Regions from separate parts of the Homo sapiens genome. Here region 1 is linked to region 2. Evidence: chromatin loops called from intact Hi-C (ENCODE). Cell type or tissue: psoas muscle. All regions are shown on one strand. Each heading gives the region's core, and the rest is flanking DNA. Links, peaks and the distances in the headings are about the cores only.

What was found. A loop is a pair of places that touch in the nucleus more often than their neighbours do. Peaks named below come from ENCODE experiments on the same cell type or tissue, not always from the same donor. Only the 100,000 strongest peaks of a DNase experiment are listed, where the experiment ranks them.
Region 1: a loop joins it to region 2, with 1.8 times the contacts of the local background. A loop is called at or near these places in 3 of 110 quality-filtered maps.

Annotation. Positions count from the first base shown.
Region 1 is chr14:32,641,468-32,649,814 of GRCh38, reverse strand. The region is part of intron 7 of AKAP6 (A-kinase anchoring protein 6); the gene reads right to left. Among named protein-coding and RNA genes, the nearest start is that of NPAS3, 290 kb to the left of the region's middle. In psoas muscle, for the core only: no CTCF peak of the experiment used is centred there; no DNase peak of the experiment used is centred there.
Region 2 is chr14:32,586,946-32,595,292 of GRCh38, reverse strand. All of the region lies in intron 5 of AKAP6 (A-kinase anchoring protein 6), which reads right to left. Among named protein-coding and RNA genes, the nearest start is that of AKAP6, 260 kb to the right of the region's middle. In psoas muscle, for the core only: a CTCF peak has its summit at 6,666 (motif pointing left); a DNase peak (open chromatin) is centred at 4,902; H3K27ac peaks cover 1,049 bases.

The DNA of each region.
Region 1 (8,347 bases), core at 194-8,193, 54 kb before region 2:
GTGATCAACCAGCTCTTACTTTTTTATATTATTCTGATGAAATGGAGGTTACTTCAAAAAAGGGGCTATATATAAAATTAACCATAAATTATGTAAAGTGATTTATTATTGCACATTTGTTCCATGTTTGCATCCTAAATTTACAGACTAAAACTTATATTTTATTAATTCATATTTACAAAAAAAGAAACAATTCATAAGATTTGCAGTAAGGAAAAAGATGTCAGTTTAACTTTATAAATAATAAACACAAAATAACAACAAAATTACATTGGAGTTTATTGTAACTTTTCACTTTATGCCTTAGAAATATAAAGAAATTTCTAGAAATTTAATGAAAACTTTGTAGCATAATTAAATGTAAAATAAGTTTTAACATGCATTTCTCCTGCCAATCGGCATACATAATAGGAAAATGGTAGAGAATAGGTTAAACAGTCTAAAAGGATTTTAACCTTAAATTTGACAGAAGTTAAATGGCTGTGACATTGGGTTCTTCTGCTTTATTCCAGCTAGTAATCCACCCTCAAAGTTCCTGTCAGGTAAATGACCTTGTATTTCATTAACTGATAATTAAATGGATTTATTCCACTAACGGTTTTAATTAAAATGCTAGAAATATTGATTACCCCTCTCATCCTTATTCCCCCAGATGAAAAAAAGGTTTTAGGAATGTTTATTTAGAGAAGACAGAGAATTAAATTAGATTGAATCTCTATGAGACCCGAAGACTGGTTCTTTCATTTCTGCTGCTCAAGCAGAAAAAGGTTTCAATTTTTTGATGTTTGATTAATTATTTTGAAATCCATTTATGCTTACCTTGGTGTTTAATTAAAAATGTCATTTTTAGCATAATTAAATTGGCTATCTGTGGAAGACTAACTTCAAACTTATATTTTAAAAATGCAATGTCTTTTTTTTGGTAAAAGAAACTTTTTAGTTATTTGCTTTTTCAGTAGAGGTACCGCCTCATGAATGAAAAACTAAGGAGAGCTAGAGCTTAATTGGATTTCCTACATTTGAATATTAGGCCACATATGCTTATGACTAGTCTAAGTTTATTTGGCTGTGCTCTTTAATCTATTAGTGATTCATTCATCCTAACAAACACAGAGTATGCTTTTCCAAATGTGTTGGATTTCATAATGTTTACACTGACAAAATGTACCTCATAAAAGCTGTCTTCAGCATGCCTGGGTGCTTTTCTACAGCACTGATTCAAGTAAGCTAAGATACAGTTTCTACTGTCAGTTCTGTCAAAGCACATCTAGGCAATTGGAAACCATTTTCACTAAACATCAGAGCTGATAATGACAGAGTGAGAAGTGTAATAAACAAGAAAGGAAGACCCAATCCTTCTTGCTTAAGGTGCTTACCAAGAGGAATACCCTCCTATGTGCTCACCAAAAAGGCAATTCTGAAAATGATCACCGCTATTATTAACAACATAGTGCTAAAATACTAATTTCTATATAGGCAAATCATAATTCACAAGAAAGCCACAACCTGAGAGACAACCAATAGAAACAGAATATTACTCAAGAATGAGATATTTTTATTGTAATTTTTAAGCAAATCCAGCTCAAATAAACATTTTTCTAAAACGTCTGTTTTTGAAACAATTCCTTCTAAATTCTCCTCCAGCTAAGTGTGGGACTTAATGCATAGCTGGAAATTGCTGAAGTCACAGAAATGGGAACACATACAATTCTCATGCTTATGATACTGAGGCGAACTAACAGCCTCCTTTTGCATTACTTTAAATGAAAAGACAATTAAGGGAATTATACTGATCTAAAGACTCTTGATAAAGCCCTATTTTGGTACACTTCCTTTTGCACAATTTGCATTTTTTATATTGCTTAATGGTATACCTTTTTAGGGAATACTCTTGTGATGGAGAAAAGCCCGTACAGTCATGCTGATCATATGATACTTTGAATTGTTTGATTAACTTCAGGAGGGCTACTGATTATGTTTGTGCTCTGAATAACAAGGCATATTTCATAGAGTTGGGCAGACTAGAATTATGTTGGCCTAATGTCCCACAGGCATGAAGTCCTGTGTTTCAATTGCTCCAAAGAATAGTAACTTAGCACTCATGTGGTGCCAATATCTGTTGCCTAGATTTTAGCAGTCTGATTTCAACATTGTGGATTTTTTTTAAAGACTTAGAAATCATTGATGCCCCTTTATCCTGTCTTATTCATTATCAGAAGAAAACTTTGGCCAAAGCTTTTGCTAGACAGCTGCACTTAAAAGCTGAAGATGCCACTTAAATTCCGCTCAGTCTTCCTATTAGAAGATAAGGGAAAAGGGTAGGATGTATCCATTGGCAAAAAGAAGACTGCAAAAAGTGAAAGTGAGAGGGATTCTCAGCTCTTATTTTTCTTACCAGTTAAAGGAAACAGAAATGGTCATGTACCTCAGTTTTCTCATCTACCAAATGGAAACAATGCCTAAGGAGAACAATCTTCCAGCTCTGAAAGCACTGGCATCTGCAGATCTGAAGACCAATGAATACCATTTCTGAAATTACAATTGCATCAGAGGTTCAAATTTGCACAGAAGAACAAAGACTCAGAGATAAGGGATGTTGGCCTGAGCTAATATATACTTGGAAATTGTCACATTTCATTTTTATAATAATATATGAAGCACGGTTTTTCATAATACCTACTATTCCTGGTATTTAAACAGCATGCACTTGTCAAGATTACTAATGGTTCTACCATAAATTTACTTTCTTGACTATTGTTTTGGGATACAGTGACATGGTATGCCCTCAAATGCATATGGAAATACTTTCAAGATATCAAAATAGTTGTAGTGCCTTTCCTATGAACTTTAAGAAACTAGCAAGATTAGTAACTTTATTTTTACCAGTGATATATGACATATTTTAACTTGTCTATATACAAAAGTAGAGCTGTTAACAATTGCAACTTTCCTCAAGTATGCCATGAATCACTGTACTCCTTTTCCCTTTTTTCATGCACCATTGCCACTACCTTACCTTCAGCAGTTTTGCTAGATTTCAATGAAGATGGAACTAGAGGGCACACATTAGAATTTTATATCAGTTCAAGAAGGGGAGAAAAGAAAGACATATGAAGCCCGAATGACATTCATTGAAGGTTCCCTAGGGAAGATAACACATGTTTTTGTCTCTCACCTGCTAGGCATGCTAAATCAGTGCAATGATAAGCTAATTTATGAAATATATTTCATTGAAATCTGGACATCTTTACTGTTGCTAGTTCAGCCATTAGAATTTCAGGAATAATGGCAGCCTAATTTTTAAAACATAAAAGATTTGAATTTTCTGATATAACGCTTATGGTAGATCTTGCGTGCAGCTTCAGATTTCTAACGAAAATAATTGTTACTACACAGTTGCTTAGCCTAAACTCAGAATCTCTATTTATGTCTCTCTGAAACTTGTCATATTAGTGTTGAATACCATTATTTTTTTCATCACAGTGTCAAAATGATTGGGTTTGTGAGAATCTATATATCTGTTATGTACTATTATAGATCTATTATATCTTATTATGTATTATATATTATTATAGGTGTTCTCAGATACACAACTGACCTTTAGTTTTTTAAATGGTCCTTTATAATGTCTTATAGCTCCAATGTCCAAACTTAGCTTTTTACCCACTTTTTCAATACTCAATATTGACTCACTTTTCTTCAAAACTATGACTTTAACAAATCTATCAAGCAATCACAACCAGAAGAGTTGGCCTGCAGATGATAAGATGATTCCAGTGGTGCATGCTTCCATGTTTCCAGGTGGGCACCATTAAAATATAATGCCATCATGGTAGCCCTTGAAACCAATCTTGTTTCATTAGCAATAGAGCAGATAGTTTTTCATATAATCAATGCTTTCTCCGAGGAATGGCAAATTAAATGTGGATCAAATTAAAAGCATCTAAGCATAAAATTAGAGTCAAAACAAGAATTTTCCATTAAAAAGTGCTATTCAGCCTTGTGTGATATTTTTCTCAAAGACTCCTTTTCCCTGCCAGGCTCTGATCCTCCTGCCAGGTTCCCAAGAATTGTGTATAAACAGTGTCTGCCTCCTTTATCACCCACCTGCTCCTCTTGCCAGACTTACTTGAATTCAACACAGCCCTGGTTTGAGGCATGTGAGCTCATCAATACAGGAGTAAGTTCCCCTGTCACTCATTCTAGGCAGTGCCATCAAGAAATATACAATGTAGGTGGGTGTGGTGGCACAAGCCTGTAGTCCCAGCTACTCAGCAGGCTGAGGAAGGAGGATCACGTGAGCCCAGGAGTTCAAGTCCAGCTAGGGCAACAAGTGAGACTCCGTCTGTAAAAAATTAATAAATAAATTTAAAAAATAGAAACATAAATGACAAGAGGAGCCCAGTTATGAAATAGATTGTCTGTTTACCCACAAATATATTGACAATCAGCAATGATGGGAAAATAAATGCAACAAACATTACTGATAGCTTAATGGGATTCACATAAAATATTCGAGGTTGAAAATGTCCTCGGTGCTACGTTGCTCTTTTAAGTGTATTCCTTCTAGGACGAAATAGCTTTGCCTAATACTATATATACAAAAAATTATTGGGTTTTTATTTAATAACCTAATTTTCCTATATACAGAGTCAAAATTTAAATAGAATCTAACCTTTTAAGATCAGGTCCCTATAAAAAATAAACATTCTTTTTCTTTAGTTAGATAATAGCACCACCTTTAGCTGTGTACTAATGCATGTTTTATAGCAAAGATGATAGAAGATTTAGGCTGGTCACAGAAATAAATCCATAAATGAGAGAGGACTGGCTTGTAACTTCAGTGTTTGAATGATCCATTGATTATGGTATATATACCCGTTAGTCTGTCAAAGACCAGAAATATCATGCTGGCTTTTTAGAAAAGCAGAGGTCTATCCTGACAAAGACTGAAGGGAATTTTATTGGGTAATCATATGGAGAACTATTGAGCTCTTTGTGAATGCAATCAGGGACATTAATTGAGAAGGACAAAAATAAATTATATATTTAGAGAAATGCAGACATTTCAGTTTGTGATGGTTGGTGAGGAGAGAGAATAGAGAAAAGGAAACAGAGGCAGAGAGAAACAGAGGCTAAGGGATTAAAAAAAATGTTGGTCCCCAAAATGCAATAGAGAAATAAAGCCATCCACGGCCTTGTTATACAGACTTTGTGCAACTTTATAGCAAACTAGGAAAAAAGATTTTGAGTACTTAAAACCTTTTTTACTTCCTAGGTCAGCAGAACTCTCAGGAACATCCTAGAAACAAACTCCCCTGGGCACTATTTACAGAGATCAAATGGATGTCTCAAGAAACCAGCACCATGTTAATTCTTTGCTCCAGCATTGCCAGATACAACCTAGCTAGGTTAGAAATTACTGACAGCTTTCCTCTCTGATGCTAGCCTAGATACACTTGGTAGAGAGAGAGAGCAATGACCTTCACAGAAAATGTCACTTCTCTGGATATTATCTGACAGCATTTGGAGTAGCAATTTCTTATTCCTAACACCCCTTCAAATTCCTGAAGAATAACTCCAACTCCATTTGGACTAAGCTCTGTGTGGACATTGCACTTACAGTGCCTTTGTATCATTCTGTGGCAAATAGTAGATCACCAAACAAAATCAGACCATTTAACATCAAATGATCTGTTAGAAATGGTCTACTCCAGCAAACGTCTCATCCTCAAGGGTCTGCAACTGAGTAACTTTCATAAGTCAAAATTATGTGCTCTCTAAATGTACACACATGAGCATCACAAGACTCATTAATATTTCAGTGTGTCAGGTGAATATATCTACAAGAAATAGGGGGAAAAGGCAAATAACTGCAGTCAGCATTATGAGTTTATTTAAGCCTACAGATTGAATCCTAACAGAAGATGAAGAACTATGCATTTTTAATTTCTATCTCAGATGGCTTAGTCTGAGCAGAGAATCAAGACTAAGTATCAAGGTCAGTACAGTTCACATGTCCATTTTCATAAAGGACACGTCTCTGTCTTTATGTCTTCCTGATGACATACAGTTGGCATAAGGAAAACCTGTAACTCTTGTTAAATAGCTCAAATATTTAAAAACAACAACAAAGAAAACATGCTCATAAATCAGGAGGGAGAAAAGGAAAAGGGAAAAGGAGAAAAGCAGGTGATAAAGAATGTATGGGCCAGGTGTGGTGGCTCATGCCTGTAATCCCAACACTTTGGGAGGCCGAGGCGGGCAGATCACAAGGTCAGGAGTTCAAGACCAGCCTGACCAACATGGTGAAACCCCGTCTCTACTAAAGATACAAAAATTAGCTGGGCATGGTGGTGGGTGCCTATAATCCCAGCTACTCAGGAGGCTGAGGCGGGAGAATTACTTGAACCCGGGAGGCAGAGGTTGCAGTGAGCCGAGATCATGCCACTGCACTCCAGCCTGGGTGACAGAGTGAGACTCCGTCTAAAAAAAAAAAGAAAAGAAAAGAATGTATGAAGAAAATGAAGAAGGAGAGGCAAAACAAAAAGAAGAGAAGGTGGCAAACAGAATACCTTTCTCAAGATAATATCCATCCTGGTAGATGGGTTTTACCATTGATTCCTGCTTTCTACTTTCAGGGCTAGAAGATTTCAGTCATCCATTAGGACAACACAATGATTAATAGAGTCCCTTTTAAGAGATTCAGAGCATTAATCTTACTTATTACATTTGTTTCATAAGAGTTATATTGAAATGTACAGATTTGCTCTAGTTGTCCTAGTAAGTCTCGATTTATTCTTTTATGCTGTCATGAAAACTTTTTTTATTGTAATGAAAACATTCTAATACTATGTGAAACTCTAATTGTATTGCCAATTTCCTTGTCATATGGTATTCCCATGGTACAGTATTAATACTGATATACTTTAACTGTGCTTCATGTATAAATTTATACACACAAAGGCATATCCATTTTTTAATGGGATTTACCTGAGTAATGTTAATAGGGAATCACACATGTAAATCCTTGTGCATCGAAATGAAAATATATCTCTACATATTCTCAAATAAGGTTTCTTGAGGGATCATTTAATGTTTATGGGGAATTCATTTATATTTGTAACCAATTCTAATCACCTGAAGGTCACAGCATGTGGAGTATTTTTTAAATGCTCCTTTCTGCGGTGAATGAACGAAACAGACTATGCTCAAATTTGTTGCTCTCCTCTGAGCCCATTTAAAAATGAGATGCCTAATTTTAAGGACATTTTCCCTCTATGTAAAAAATAAATCAACTTAGTGAAAGAAAAAACTATACAGCTGCCAAGTATATGTAAGTTCAAAAGTTTTTATATTGCCTGAAATAGAGACGCATGAAATTACATTAAAGTTTTAAACAGAAACAGAAGTTTTCAGCCAACGTAGATCAAAATCTATTAGCGATAAAATTGTTTTGACAAAAACTGTGTAAATACAATGCCACTGGCTGCAAGCCTATTATTGAATGCAAGTGGAAAATAGGAAGAGCACTCCTGAAGGGGCATTGCTAAAGTGACACAAAATAAACACAACCATTTTGGTATAATTTTTCACATTAATTATGTTCTCTTATCATAGATGTATAACTAGCCAAGTATAACAACAATAACAAGATAGCACTGAAGTTATTTTGCAAACAGGAAAAAGCAAATAAAATAATACTGATATGCTAGTTATTAGATTACTAGCCTTTTATCTTGTGGAATAGCTTCCCTGAACAAGAAGACTATATTAATCATTTCTATTCCTCCAAGTAAATGATGTTATACTTTTGGAAAAATAATGTTAACAGTCTTTTTCCTTTAAGATATCTTCATGTATTTGCCGAGTTGCCATTTCCAAATCTCTAGTCACTGAGAACATTTTCAAAAACAACTTCTAGCATAAGAATATTCATTTTTTTCTCTTTCCACATTAAAATGCAATCCCCTAAAAACGTGTTCCCCTCCCCCATTTTCCTTAGATGGAATTTTTGTACCCATTCTTCACAATTTTATCAAGGAAATACCTAAAAATTACACCATTTTTAGTTTCCTCAAATAAACTGGCCTTTCCTTAAGTTCCAATTGTAGCTCTTGTTATTTCTCTCAGGGTAAAATTTAGGGACCACATGAAATTCAACCAGTCTCCATCACCAGTCTTCAAGGATTGTCCTCTGGAAGCCATTGTTTCTGTTCATTGCTCTTAGAAACAAGCCCAAATCTTAAGTCCAATAGACTTAGTTAACATAAGTCCTTCAGCTTTACTTAAAAAACAGCAAGAAAATTTCTTTTCTTTTCTTTTCTTTTTTTTTTTTTTTTTTTAG
Region 2 (8,347 bases), core at 17-8,016:
ATGGCTACACAGGACTTGACCCCAAGAACCATGAAAGAGTCATGGAAGAATATGCCAGTGACATGGGAGAGTGGCTGGTGCAAATCTGTGATCTAGAAATCTTTCTAGCTGTTGCATATAGTGTTGATTTTTAAAGGGCAGACTGGAGACAAGGAAGCCATTTAGGAAGCTGCTGTGGTAATACAGGCCAGATGTTTCTGCGTGCTCATATTTTTTTTAATTAAAAAAGGTATGCTTTTCCTTCTAAGTGAATAGAAGAAAAAATGGAGAAAATCTTCTGTCTTTTTAAGTTTTTCTCAGTGCGTGAGAGAAGCATGTGCCAGAATTTAGTTCTTTGGCTGTTCTGATGATAAATACCAGAGGTTATTAGTCAGGAGTCTCCAAATGTGAAAGACATATTGAACTGATGAACTTTTACTCCCACTGTCATTTTAAAGAGATGGTATATATGCTGATGAATAAGACACTTGACGACACTTTTTCTTCACACAAAAGATTTTTACTACCCTAAGAAAATGAAAACTTGCCTTTTTACAAGGGCAGGAGGAAGAATGTGTGTTCAGTCAGAAAAGCCAAGCCTTGAAAAGTCACCTGCTATCTGCCTCAGGCCATCTCTGCCCAGGCTCCACTCTGAGCTGTGCCCAGAACCACTCTCCATTCTCAGAGGGGCTCCTGGGGGAGAAGAAAGCCATGATCCTCTGTGTAGTTTCTCTTCTCCTCTCCACAATGCCATCCAAAGAGGATGGGCAGAGGTACCAGTCCTCAAAATATATCTTTAAAATGCCATATATACCAAGAATCGGAAGATTTCTATGAGTAAGCATTTAAGAACCTCCTGAAAACTTGATCAGACATTAGATAGCCATCAAAATGAAGACTAAACAATCATATGGAAAATACATAGAACATGCCACAAAAAATGAAGATTCCAAATTGTATCTATGATAAAATTACATATATGTAAGTAAATAGTCTTAGTACTTAGAAAAAGACTGCAAAAAATACAACAAAATGTTAATATAATTTGTACAGGGTTGAACTTGGAGTTACCATGGTCTGATCTTATGGAACAAGTTCTGGGTGCTTTAGTTTTCTGAAATATAAAATGGAAATCATACTATCTAACTTGCAGGCAGCTGTAAGAATTAGAGATAATGAATGTAAAGCATTAAAACACGGAGAATTGGAGATAATAAATATAAAGCGTTAAAGCAGTGCCAGGCAATGAGTGAGGCTAAAAAAATCATTACGAATTTTAAAATTCATTTTCTCTATTTTCCAAATAGTCTACGTAATAGATGGTACTTTGTGACATTTTCAGGTGATAAGGGTTCTTTATTGTTGAGGTTCTCTGAATTCCTCAAGGGCAGATACCAGGTTTCCTTTGCTGTGTGCTTCTACCCAGCACAGGCCTTCCCACAGAGGACCCCCCAAAACATAAATGCTGCTGTATGAGACATGGGGAAGAGCAAGCCCAGACTGATAATCCAATGATTGGGTATTCCTTTTGCCTCAAGTGTGTGCCCTGGGATGAGTCATTTAACCCACCGTGGCTTCTATTTCCTTATTTATCATCCAGGCATTTGGACTCAATATTTTCCAGCCCTTGAACACTTTGGTTTTATCTTCTCTAAGCCAGGCAGTTAAGCATAGGCAGCTTGGGAGAATTTTGATTTATTTTAAATCAGAGCATTTTCAAAAGGGGAAGAATCCCAAAGGCTATCTAACCACTCATCTACCCAAGGGCAGCTCTGTCTCTCAACCATCCCAGGCAGATGTGTCCCTTCTATTTTTAACCACCTCAAGGGAAGTCTCTTCTAATGTCTCATCCTGAGTCTGCAACATTTCTTGTAAGGAATTTAAGAGCTCTGTGAAGAGCAGTGTAAGCTTCCCACTGCTTCACATTCTTTTGCCAAGTCATCCCTCCAGTGCATGGGTTGGAAATCAGAAGCACTGTGAGAATATTCCAACAAGACCCACACATCCAATCAATCAACAAACCCTGACCATTTATTTCCCCTTCTTCATCTCTCCTTATTGACTGACACTGCCTTAGATTCAGGCTTTCATCATCATCCCTTGCCAGGTCAACTCGAATCACAACCCTCCTCAAAACTAGACTTATTTCTTATTTGTTGCATGTCTATGAAGGTGCAGGTAGTGTCTTAAGCTTGAAGGATATGGCTATAAACAAGATAGACATGGTCCCTGCCCTCACAGAGCTCACAGCTGTGTGTGTGTGTGTGTGTGTGTGTGTGTGTGTGTGTGTGTGTGTGTGTGTTGGGGTGGGGGTAGGGGACACTGTGTAAACAAGGAATTGCAGTCAGCTGTGTCAAGAGAGTTATGACATGCTGTAGAATGGGGCTGTTGACAAGCAAGGGCTCTGGAGCAGGACAGCCTGTGTTCAAATCCTGGCTCCTCCATCACTCACTGTGTAGCTTTGGCCAACCTCTGTGTACTCAGTTTCTTCATCTATAGATGACGGGAAATGTTAATACCTACTTCATGGGGTTTATTGTGAGGATGAAATGCCTTGATACATGCAGAATGGAGCCTGGCATACTGCAATAATGCAAGTGGCTTTATTATACAAAATGACCTTCCTACAAAACAGCTCTGACATTAAGACTCTCCAATGGCTTGCCAGGGTAGAGAATAAGACCCAGGCCCTGAGCATGACCTACAGGGCCCTCTGAGATGCCAGCTAATGCAACTTCACAGGCTACATATCTGCCTTGAAATGTACCTGGATTGCTTAAAGTTTCCAGCTCACACCAGCTGTCTTGCTCCGATTCTACTCTGGCTGGCACTTCTGCCTGGCAAGCTCTTCCCCTTGAAAAGCCCTGGGCATCCTTTAAGATTAATCTCAGGTGTGACCTTCTCTAGCAAGCTCTCCCTAACCATCTTCCACCTAACTGGTTTCCCCACCCTTGGCACCCATAGTACTTGTACAGAGCTCAAACCTTCACATACTACGTTGTGTTAAAATTATTGATGTGTCTGCTTCGCATAGATGAGTTCCTTGAGAGTAGAACTCTTTATTTTACTCATTTTTGTATCCTCAGTGTCTAGGACAGTGCCTGGCACACAGCACATAACTAGCAAATGTTCAGGGAAATGAATGCATGGAGATTTGTACAAAAAACCTCCCATGTAACTTTTAAACAGCTTGTGGCATTTTGGGAGACACTGATACAATCACTCTTCACTTGGAAGTAGTTGATAAATGTCCCCAAATTTTACTCAGTGAACACCATGTAAATGAGCTGTCATGTTCCTTCACTTACAAAATTACTTGCCAATTACAGTTAGATGATCCCAGCGTAATTGCCATGTAAACTGTACCCTGGCTGAGATAGCCCAAATCATCAATTAACTTTGCCCTCTCATCATGTGGTACTTACCACATAATTAAATAAATGGTCAGCCGCTACCACAATTGTCTATTTCCCCAACAAAATGAAGTGGCTACATTTGTCATTGATTTATCAGTTATGACAATCTGTAACACACCTCTAGGTATAAAAGCAGAAGCTTTAAAAAATAAAAGAACTCTGTACTCTTGAGAAAGATGTTCCAAGTTTTTGATCAAAAAGATAAGCATTATAAAACCTTTGTTTTCCTTTTGAAAAAAAAAAAAAAAAGAGAAGACACTGAGATATGAAGACAAAAAAATCCTCCTTCTTCCTGAGGAGACTTTCTTCCTGAAACCTCAGACAATAAAAACATTTCCAAGAATTTGAAAGTGAATTTAGCTCTTCAAACAAGTTACACAAGTTACAATTTATTTCAAACAAACAGTTGCTTTTTTTTTTTTTTTTGGTGCAAAGTAGATGCATCTTACTGAAGCTGACATTCTTTTCTGATAGACTGGCTAATATGTTATGCAAGAATTAGATAGAAGGGAGAGATCCTGAATGTTGACGGTGGCTCCAAGTGACAGAATTTTCATTTGCTTCTCTGGATGCCATCTCCACACCTGACACAGGTAATCACATTCACTTCCCAGCATGGCCACATTAGGCCAAATGGATTCCCAAACAGAGGTTCTGTCTAAAGGGACCATTTGACTTCCAGAGGCCCTGATTGAAAAGGAGGTCAGTGCTGGCCCAAATATTTCTCTACCCCCTGAGGTGGAATAATTGATGTGCAGCAGCCCCTACAGATGTGGATTCACAAGAGTGATAGATTGATATAAGTATATTATTCACACGTACAGCTGCTAATATACAGGTCCCAGTGCAAACACCAGGACTTAAGAATATTATGTGGATTTAGGACAATCCCTGAAGGACTCCAGTTCCATTAAAAATTTGTTTGGCAGCCTGGGGCAGATCTATTCCAACTCCCACATGTTTCATGCATTTGAGAGGGGGAACCAAACCACTTTAAAAATAAATTTAATAAATTTTGTAATGTCAAGTTATTAACATCCTGTCTAGTCATACCGTCTTCATATTTTAAAACAGTAACATTTACCTCTGAAATTAAAAAACATTCAAATATCGGAGTTAACATTTTATCTGAGAAGACATTCCTGGTGTTTTTTGTCAAAGGCGATAAATTGCATCCTGAAAACAGAAGAAAATATTCCTATTTTTCCCTCTAGAGATGTTTTTCTTGTCACAGATATACCAAACAATACCTAGAAAGCCCTGTGACAAGTCCATTTTGATTTGTAAATGGTAGAGGAAATAACTTGTAGACATGCTCAGTTATCGTTTGATGATTTATAACATTTGTTAGAATCTGTTGCCCACAGTGATTCTAACACTGCTTTTATAAATGTTCATTCATTCATTTAGCAGATTTTGTTTGTTTGTTTAGTTTTGTTTTGTTTTGTTTTGTTTCTGAGACAGAGTCTTGCCCAGCCACTCAGGCTGGTGTGCAGTTGTGCAATCTTGGCTCACTGCAACCACTGTGAGCCACTGTGCCCGGCCTTAGCAGATATTTTTAATACCTATCATGCATGTGCAAGGCTAGGAGTTGGGGGAGACACCAAAGAGACAAAAGCCATCCCTCAAGTAGGTGACAGCATCAAGAGAACAGCTGAGGGGAGGGTGGGCAGGGAGAATCTCAACTTGTCTAAGAACACCCAAGCTTCTCACACCAAATGTTCTTGGGTCTCTAAGGAAGATTCCCCCAAATGATAAAAGCATGCTCATCCTCACATAAAACATGTTTATTTCACCTTCACAACAACCCTATAGATATAGAATAGGCATTTTTCTGGCTAATGTAAAGATCTAGAATTTTAACTTAATATTATTTATATCAGGTGAATTATTTCAAGATTCCAAAATTCCACATAATGCAATAGAGAAGTAGGGTAAGCTCATGAATCTACACATGGAGAGAGATTGTAGGTGACCACACCCCAGCTCATGTGAGTCTCTCATCCATGCACAGTGTCCTTCAGCCTGTGCATGGAGCCTCATAGTGTGAGGCTTGTCTGTAAACTTTTTCTTCAATGCTTTGTATAATACTGCCCTAAATAGGAAGTGCTTAATAAATGCAGTGTTTCCCCGGCATTCTAATTAAAAACAATCATTATTTCCTAAAGAGAAAAATAAAGTAATAAATTAGTAAAATATCTGGGCACTAACAATTTTCAAAACAATAACTACTGGGTATTATGGCCCAAGAGTCCTTAAACTGAGACAGGCAAAAAGTACATTCCCAGGTGCTTTAAACAGTGCAGGAATCCTATTTAACTGAAAAGGGAAGCTAACACTATTTGTCTTCTAGATGCACAAAATTAGAGTTACATGAGTAAAGGAATGTAGTCCAAGACTTTCATATGTCCAAACTGAGCCTCCTACGCTACCATTCCCACATACCAACCTCAAAATGCCTGTATGCTATAAATTTCTGAAAGACCCTTCCATCCCTGTGCCACCAAAGGAAGAAACTCAAGGCCAGGATTTGAGTGGTATTCCAAGTCCACCAAAGAGAAGTAATGTTGCCACTTCCCACTAAACTCTCTGCGACTACCCTTAAACTGGTGGGAATCAAGGGGGACAAGCAAATGGGACTTCAAAGCCCGTGTAAGGCCACCAGCCTGCTCATCAAGGCTGAGGGAGGTGGGGGCAGTCCAGTGAAACTCTCATAGCTCATGCTTTTGAAGTTTGATCCACTGCTCCCATTAGCTGAGCAGCACAGCCAAATGACAGCTGCTGGTCTTGTGAAGCTTAACTTGCTGGGGCCTTGGCTGCCTATGGAGATGCTGGGAGAGATGGGCACCAGGAAGTGGGAAAAAGAAAACCCTGTCATCTCTTAACTTCAAGCAATGAAAAACGGAGCAGAGGTAGAGACAGGAAGGCAAGCAAGAGAAAAACAGCTGAAAGTATTTGGGGAAATTTTCCTGTATGGCTAAAAACTCTGTAAGAAGTATATTGGTTTTTCTTATGAGACAAACGAAAGCTGTTTAATCAGAAATATGATATAACATGAAGATCTAAAGAAATACAGATGATAAATGCATGCATATATCTTTGAGAATTTTTTTAGACACTTCATAATTAAATTGAATCTGTTTTTATAAGTATTTAGTATAATGACACAATAAGGAAACATTTTCAAACCCTTCACGGATACCAAGACTGTAAGCACTGTCTGTAGGAATTTGGTGCTTCTGTGCCACCATGTGGCAGTCACCTAAAATTGCAGGCATCAATCTTAAAAGGAACAACAAAGTTCAGGAAGGTGTGTTTTAAAAGTCTACTACTATAAACATGGCCTCAAAACTCATACACACACAAACGCCACTCATTTTTCAGGACTTAGAGAAAAAGCTGTCCCTGAAGTGGACAGATTGATTACAGAGAGTCTCTGAATTGCTGCTCTAGGCAGACACAAATGGGACAAGGAGGAAACTCTCAATTGGTGTTACAATAAAGTTCATTGAGTATTATTTGCAAAAGCATAAATAAGAAGGCAGTTTGAATGCCCATCATCATGGAAATGATTAAATAAACTGTGGCATATCCACACAATAAAATATTAAGGAGCTGCTAAAATGTGCAATAGATCTTCATATACTGATAGAAGAATATCTGTGACATATTTAGATAGAAAAAGCCAGTTGTTGAACAGCATGTATAATATGAACTAAATAATCCTTAAAGTGTATGCATTTTTCCATAAAAAGGTTCAAAAATGTATAGAACTATTTACATTGGTTACCCAAGGGAGGGTAAGACTTTTTACTTTTAATTTTATGCTGTTTAACACAATTTGATTTTTTTCCAGTAAGTATAATTTAATGTTTTTCTTTAAGCAAAGTTCCATAATTATAGAAGTTGTATAAAAGACAGCTTGCTCCACCTTTACCATGTACCCCTGATACTCACTGTACTTGTACGACATTTGCCCCTTCTTTTCCATGTAAATACTACTTATAATATCACGTTACCTGGTTTCACACACCCCTGGAATGGTCCTAGGGTCTTGGTCCTGCTCCATATACAGATAGAGAAGCTCTCAGCAATTTCTGCATCCTTTACTACACTCAAATCTTGCCCAGCTGTAGAGCAGTGGGCTGTCCTGTGCTATAGCCTTAGGGGAAACTAGGACAGACAAAACATGTTGGTCATGAGATTTCTGACTAGAAAAGAGTGAGCCTCAAAAAGAGAACGGCTGGCATGTCTCTCTAATCTGTTCCTCTTTCTTGAATCTATTCCCTCTTCTCTATTCTTAACTACCCCCACCTAGCCCTGATTCACCATTTCTCTCATTACTCCAACATTCTTTAACCCACTCATTTGATTATAACTACCCTGATCTTAAGCTTGTTCCTTCCTAGTCTAAGTAAGCAAACTCCCTAGAACACACTGGTCTTTCCAGAACTGGAATCCAAACGTGCTTTTGCCCCCTAGTAGAAACCCGTTACATGCTTATTAGCCTGGCCCTCCATGTCTGCCTAACCTTTGATTCCTCAAACTGTTGAGATATCCGTATGCTTTTAGAACAGAACCCCAGAATACTTTTTAAAAATTTCCTATTCACAGAGAAGAGACTAATTTCCTTAATATATAGAAAGCCCCTATAAATCCTGAAGCAAAAAAAACAATGACCAACAGAAAAACAGGCTAAGAATTTTAAAAATAGTTCTCAAAAAGGAAATACAGATGACTCTAAAAACATGGAGAGATATTCAATGCCACTTAGAAGACAAGAAATACAAACTAAACTACAGTAAGATGCCATCTGTAACTATCAGAGGGACAAAGTTCAACAAATGTAATAACATACTCTGATAGCAAGAATATGCAGAAATAGGCACTCTCATGCATTGTTGAGTATAAACTGGTAAAATCTCTATCAAGGACAGTTTGGTAATACGTTA